2 separate regions of the Homo sapiens genome follow, and region 2 is linked to region 1. Evidence: chromatin contacts called from ENCODE Hi-C or POLR2A ChIA-PET data. All regions are on one chromosome and are shown on one strand. The core of a region is the stretch at or near the end of the contact, and the rest is flanking DNA. Distances in the headings are between cores, read along the strand shown. Region 1 overlaps TGFBR2 (transforming growth factor beta receptor 2). Region 2 has its middle 190 kb from the start of LINC01985.

What was found. Hi-C counts contacts between places; a loop is a spot of excess contacts on that map. ChIA-PET counts read pairs that join two places held with the same protein, here RNA polymerase II (POLR2A). Pooled maps may share reads with other maps.
Region 2: a pooled map shows a loop between it and region 1 (2.1-fold over the local background). The contact joins two enhancer-like sites. A Hi-C loop is called at or near these places in 1 of 168 maps with a recorded cell type or tissue (endothelial cell of umbilical vein) and 11 of 50 pooled maps. POLR2A ChIA-PET finds 5 or more read pairs at or near these places in 8 of 52 experiments (CD4-positive, alpha-beta T cell, CD4-positive, alpha-beta memory T cell, MCF 10A and 5 more).

What each region holds. Positions count from the first base shown.
Region 1 is chr3:30,642,632-30,645,972 of GRCh38, reverse strand. It overlaps TGFBR2 (transforming growth factor beta receptor 2), which reads right to left. Exons shown (of 7, transcript NM_003242.6): 2 at 1,058-1,226. Among named protein-coding and RNA genes, the nearest start is that of TGFBR2, 38 kb to the right of the region's middle. Within about 2 kb of position 1,697, at least 20 of the 41 ENCODE cell types and tissues checked have a DNase peak (open chromatin) inside an H3K27ac peak, as active enhancers do.
Region 2 is chr3:30,330,645-30,333,985 of GRCh38, reverse strand. No RefSeq gene overlaps it. Among named protein-coding and RNA genes, the nearest start is that of LINC01985, 190 kb to the left of the region's middle. Within about 2 kb of position 1,610, at least 2 of the 41 ENCODE cell types and tissues checked have a DNase peak (open chromatin) inside an H3K27ac peak, as active enhancers do.

The sequences.
Region 1 (3,341 bases), core at 448-2,947:
TCTTCTAAAGATCAAGGTTATTTCTTGTTCATGCTCACAATCTATAACCATGAATTAATCAAATGATTCATGAGTATCCACTGTGTATGTATAATTATTATTTGAGATGTATGTATGAGTTGGAGGGAATGAGAGAGAGAGAGAGAGAGAGAGGAGAAAATGTGATCCGATAAAAATATATAGTTCTGGTCGGGCATGGTGGCTCATGCCTGTAATTCCAGCACTTTGGGAGGCAGAGGCGAGTGGATCACCTGAGGTCGGGAGTTCGAGACCAGCCTGGCCAACATGGTGAAACCCCGTCTCTACTAAAAATACAAAACTTAGCCAGGTGTGGTAGTGGGCACCTGTAATCCCAGCTACTCGAAAGGCTGAGACAAGAGAAACGCTTGAACCTGGGAGGTGGAGGTTGCGGTGAGCCAAGATTGTGCCATGGCACTCTAGCCTGAATGACAGAGCAAGACTCCATCTCAAAAAAAAAAAAGAAATATGTAGTTCTGAGCTGAGAGAAAGAAGTCATATCTATCCCAATGGTTATATGAATAATATAACCAGAATTTCTGACTAAAAAAACAGGTTGTTTTTGTGGTTCTCCAAGTAGATTCCCCATTTTTGGCTGGTAGTTTTCTCTTCCAACAGCCAACCTTTCATCACCTCTTCTTCCAGACCTGAGATTGCCTCAAGAGAACAAAGCTCCTGGTCTCACTATGGGGTGCTGAGGAGGTGTCGGTTAAATGACTACTAAGCGGCAAATCCCTCTTCTTGATACAAGAAAGAGTTTCCAGATTTATTATATTAAAGATCATTTTATGATCTTTACATTTATCATGATCATTTTATAATCATGATACGTTTATATACCCACATAAACGTACACATACATGCAGAGAACACCCCTAGAAACTACATTTAATAATCGAAAGAGAGATGGTCTAAAGGAAAGGGAAATGGAACAGGTGTTTACATTTAGGAGACAGAGATACACTGACTGTGTGTACTATGAGAATACATTATGTAAAAAGGGGAAAAGAAAGAATAACTTCTTAAAAGGCTTGCTTACCATACAGCCACACAGACTTCCTGTGGCTTCTCACAGATGGAGGTGATGCTGCAGTTGCTCATGCAGGATTTCTGGTTGTCACAGGTGGAAAATCTCACATCACAAAATTTACACAGTTGTGGAAACTTGACTGCACCGTTGTTGTCAGTGACTATCATGTCGTTATTAACTGAGGAGAGAGAAAGATATATTAAATGATTATCCAACTGCCAGGCAGCCTGCCAATGAATTCCTGAAGATGTTATGCAATTTCAAATGAACTTGATGTCATGAGAATGAATCTGAAGAAAGGCAAAATAATTCCTTCACATCAGATTAGAATTATCTGGTGTATGCAATTTGTAATAAAATCCATTGTACCGTGGTGAGGGGTGGTGAGGGGTTGGGGTGGTTGAGTAGCCATTTGCTTTTGTCAATGGTTGTCATAAGGTCCACTTTCTACAAAAATCTTATCATTCAATAAAGAAACCTAGATGGGCCCACTGCATAGTACGGAGTGCTGGGCCCACAAATAAAAGTACCCTTAAGGAAATTATAGTTTAGCTGGTGAATAAGACAGGAAACAGACCAAGTCAGGGTGACCCAAAATAGAGGGCAGCACAGAGGATGTGGGAGCCAGGCGAGCATCACCGCTCAGCTGGGCAGGGAGGCTATAACCTCACAGAGTCATGAAGTGCCACACCAAAGGAGGAACCGTTGCTGGAGGCACAAGATTTTGCCGCCATTTTCCTGACCTACTCCTGAAAGAGCTATAAGGGTCTTCTTTTCAAGGGACTAGTTCTACTGATCTCTCTCTGTGTTTGAGGCAAATCAATTGATTAACTAACACTTACTGAGTGCCTCCTAGACACAATCCCAAGCATTGGTGAGGCATTGGAGTTATGATCGCAGCAAATAAAAGCTGAATCCACCTCAGGATCTGCCTTCTGTACCTCTCCCTTATCACCACCATCACCAATCTCCTGCCCCCTTCTGGGAAGAAGCCAAGTTCATTCCCTCCTCAGGCCTTTCACTTGCTATTACCTTTGTTTAGCTTCCTGTCACTTTTCTGATCTCTGATCAAATGCCACCTCTTCATCCTATAGCAACTCTGTTTTATTTATTGTCTGCACAAACTATCTGCATCGCATACTTGCTAATAATCTATCCACAAAAATGTAAGCTCCATGAAACTTTCTCCACCTCACTTACCTACTATATCTCCAGTGCCAGGAAGAGAACCTTTCACATAGCAGGCATACAAAAATGTTTATTGGATAAATGAGTGAACACAGGATGAATACAAGGAGTCCATGTTTGGCCCTTGATGCCATGTAGGATAGGATACAGAACTTCTTCACTCAGATTAGAGAGGAATGTGATTATAAATGTGATATTCATTCACATTTATTCAATAAAATATGGAAGACAGACTATTCTTTGCAAAATACAGGCTGCAAACTAGGGGCAGTTCAAATAAAGGTGTAACACCCCATTCCCCATTTTCTTCCTCAATGAGATGGTGATGATGTTTAAGACATGAGTTTGGACAGTCAGTGAAGTATGACAAGGCTACTAGGCACTCAACCAGCAAACATGAATTAATACTTACATGCTAGACTAAGAAACATTAAGCACTTAGACCGCATGGGGTGCTGGAACAGTTGCTGGGCCACAGAAAGTTGTGAGGTACTTTTCCAAGGCATAACCCTTAGAGAGGCCTAAGAAAAGCCTCATGTTCCCTCCGCTCTTGCCTAGAGAGGAACACTTTCAATGCCTTTCCACAGTCACTCTCTGTCCTGTGAATTTTAGGATTCTGTCATAGATACTTTGCCCTGCAACTGTCTTTGTAGCTTGGGCATAGCACCTGTTTCCTGGGTCTCTAAAAATATAAACGTATATAAATTTAAGATTTGCTTTCTTGTGGTAACAGTAAATATAGAAGAAAAAAATAAAGCCATTCATCCCTCTCGGGCCTCAAGTTCATTTCAGGAAGTTTATTTTTAGGTAACAAGCTATTTTGAAATTCTCAGTGTCTCCCAGACCAAGAGCTCTATGCTTAGCTAAAAATATAGGCAGAAATACTCTCTGAACTGTGTGAAATTTGGGAGAAACACAACAATTAATATGTATTTTTTTCTAACATGGTTATACTTGGATCAATTTTTGAAACAACTAATAACACTTTAGGTTTCTTTAACATTGTTTAAAGCAAAAAAAAAGTGAAACCACGTTTTGTTTATTTCATACATACGTATTTTTTGTATAGAGTATGTTTTGGACAAGCATCTATTTGCTGATTAGG
Region 2 (3,341 bases), core at 361-2,860, 310 kb after region 1:
TCTCCTGTGTTGAAGGAATGGAGCTTTGAGTGCCCAGCAACATGTCAATGTGCTTTCTGAAGACATCTCCAAAATTCCCAGATTTATTTTTATTAATATATAAATGCATTATCATAATTCCTAGTTTTCTATCACCACGATTGCAACAAAGCAATTATAAAGGTGCTCTTAGAGATACGTGCTGGGGTATGACATAAAAAACAGGAGCTGTCCTTCAAAAATTCTTAGAAATACTGGGAAAAGAGGTATATGAATATTTTAAGGGCAAAAGTTTGCAGTTTTGAAATATATATTCAAAATATATAAAAACGATCAGCAGTGCTTTAAAAATATGCCTTCATAAAATACAAAATATCTTCCTGGAGGAGAGTCGGAGAAGATGCAATGATTTTGAAACAAGAACACAGTACTTTTAGGAGACCATAACAGAATGTTTGAGTAGTGGGAGGACCGAGTTTTATTTTAAATTGAGAAATAGGAAATATGTATCTGCAAAAATGGAAAAAAATTGAAATGCCTGAGAATCAAAAGTTTTTCCTCCTTTTCTCGAAGGAAACGTTATACTGATGCTGGCAGTCTGAAAGTAGAATACAAACATGTGGCGTTACACACCTCCAGGAAGCTCCGTGCATATCACAGTCTCATGTATGGTGCTGCCAGGAGGAGAACACAGCGGGCACTATGTAGGTATTATCCCCAGGCATTTTAGAGGACTCTTTTTAACACACAAATTGGGAACACAGTAAAGAAAAAAGCATGGACTTTGTGGAGATCTGGGCTAATCATATATGAATTTTAGTTTCTTTCAGCTTTAAAGTGAGGATAATAAAACTTGTATCTCAAGATTCTTCCAGGTTGTCCTATGAGAGACTAAGGTTTAAAAGAACACCAGAATGCCCTCAACTTGAAAGAAAACTCATTAATGGACATAATGATGTTTACTTTGTCACTGAAAACGACATTACAAAAGAGGTAGCTGTGGTCACTGAAGTGTAGGTTTCCAGTCACCTGGGGCTAGCCACGACCCAGAGTTAAGACAGGGAAGTGGTATGGCCACTCCACCCAGACCCACGAGAATGCCTTTTACCCCAGCTTCTGTGTGTTTTGCTTTCTGTGGGTTGCTCCTACAACTTCATTCAAAGGGCTACCCTCAGGCTACTGTTACTACTTCTCTGCATTGCATGGAGAACTGGAAGCACCTGGGAGAGGATGACCTCCCAACCCTCACTCCAGGACAGACTCCTGTAGGAGTGTGAATGCCCGGCTGGCTGTGGGAGTGCCAGACGTCTCTGAGGTGGCATTTTGACTCCATGGTTCCTGTGGGATCACGGGGAGGCTGGGGCTTTGCCTGAAATCACATCCTTCCTTAGACTCTTCGCCTTCCCTGTCCTGTTGTCCCCCTGCTCTTACTGGTGATTTTTCTGAGAGTTTCTTTAATAAACCACTTGCACAAAAGTCCAAGAAAGTTAATTGTTTATGCAATTCAGAGATCACCTGCACTGGGAAATGAGGTTAAACTTGGCTTGAGCCCCAATTCCAAGTCTTGTAAAAGCAAAGTCTGCTGCTGTCTCTGCCTGCACCCAGACCCGCTCTGACATGCGTCTCTACTTCTGCTCTCACTCTCGTCATTTGCCTTTTCCTGTTGACAATTTCTACACTCTCAGTGACTTTTGAATTAGTGAAGAAAGTGAAGTAATAAATTTTATGTAATACCTCAAAAATAACCATAGTAAAATTATTGTAGACTAATTTTTTTTTTAAAAGGCTGCAGCCGATAAGAGAATTACAGAGCAAGAGAGCTAATAGCATCTGTTGGTAGGGAGCTATGTTCTCCACACAGCTTTGTTTTATCTATGAATATTGGTAAGTTGAAATTTATTAAATAGAGGGACATATTTTAAGTAAAGATAAAAGAACCCCAAACCAGTGCATAAGTGCATATTGTATATACCCTCATACATGTATATATGATATAATTGAACATGTTTACATATATATGCATACATTTATAAAGAAAACATTCCCAGATGTAAAGACAATTCTGGGTTTTGGAGTAATTGGTTATTTTAAATGTTTTCCTTTGTAATAAGGTACATTATACCTACAGTAAAGTGCATAAAGTATATCACTTAATTCGTTTCTTAACTATGTGACCCTCATGTCACCATCACTCAGATCAAGACATAAAACATCTGCAATCTGGAAGGCTCCCTGGTGCCTCAGTCAATACCAACACCTATGTGGCAGGCCAGGTCTTACTAACACCTGCCTCCATAACAACTGTTTCAGTACTGACTCAGTGGTTAAGTTAAATATTAAAAGCAAGTGCCCTTATACAAAAGCTGGAATGTAACAAAAGCCCAAACAAGAGTTTTGTCTAGGCCTTTCCTGGGCCTTAAAGCATGACAAAATAATGAAGGAATTCTTAACAGGACCCATTTAAGATGAAACAAGTTTTATTGGGCGGTTGAAGAAACTCCCCAGGACTCCACAAATAAGTTTATTGGGGGTCTAAAGGAATCCCCAAACCTCTGTGATTTAGCAAGAGACAAGATAAAGTTAATCACCCCAGGACCTGGACCCATTTAGATTAAGTAAATTTACCGAGGCTCCAGACGAAGGTGTTCTGGACTCAGAGTTTAGTTATAGACTAAAAGAAGTTAATCACTTATGTCTTTAGATAAATTCACACTTACACATACAGACATATAGCTTAGAAGGTATATAAGCTCCTGAAAACTTTGTAATTTTCAGCTGGTCTGGCAATAATTCCCAGGCCTTCTCCCTGTAACCAGTGGCAGAAATAAAAACTCTCTTCCTCCCCAGTTCATCTTCATCTCATTATTGGGCCACTAGAATAGCAGCCTGACCCTCAGTTTGGTCTGGGAACACCTACACTTCTTACTTGCTTGGCAATATAGAGTCTTCTGACTTTTACCATATAGGCGATTTTTTAACCTGTAGGTTTTTGTCCATATTTTCAAATTTTCTACAGTGAACTTATACTGCTTTTATAATTACTAAACAAAGCAAAGTTGACAAACAAACTGCTTTATCCAATGGTCTGGGTGTCTTATATGGAAGAGGCAAGTGATTTTCAGAAATCCTAAAGCAGTGGCCACTAGCAAGGAGAAGTGTAGGGTACATTTGCCACTAGAATAAAGAGAGCAGAAGGGAGTTTATGGATAGAGAGGTCTCTTGTGTTGAATGGAGGCCTGAATTTCAGCTCCACTTTTTTTTTTGTTAGGAAGAGGGCTCTTAGGGTGGCAGCCAATGGTTTCATTGCTCTTACAGTTCTTTCACTTTGTAAGCAGTAAACTGGGATTACAGGTTTCAAGAAA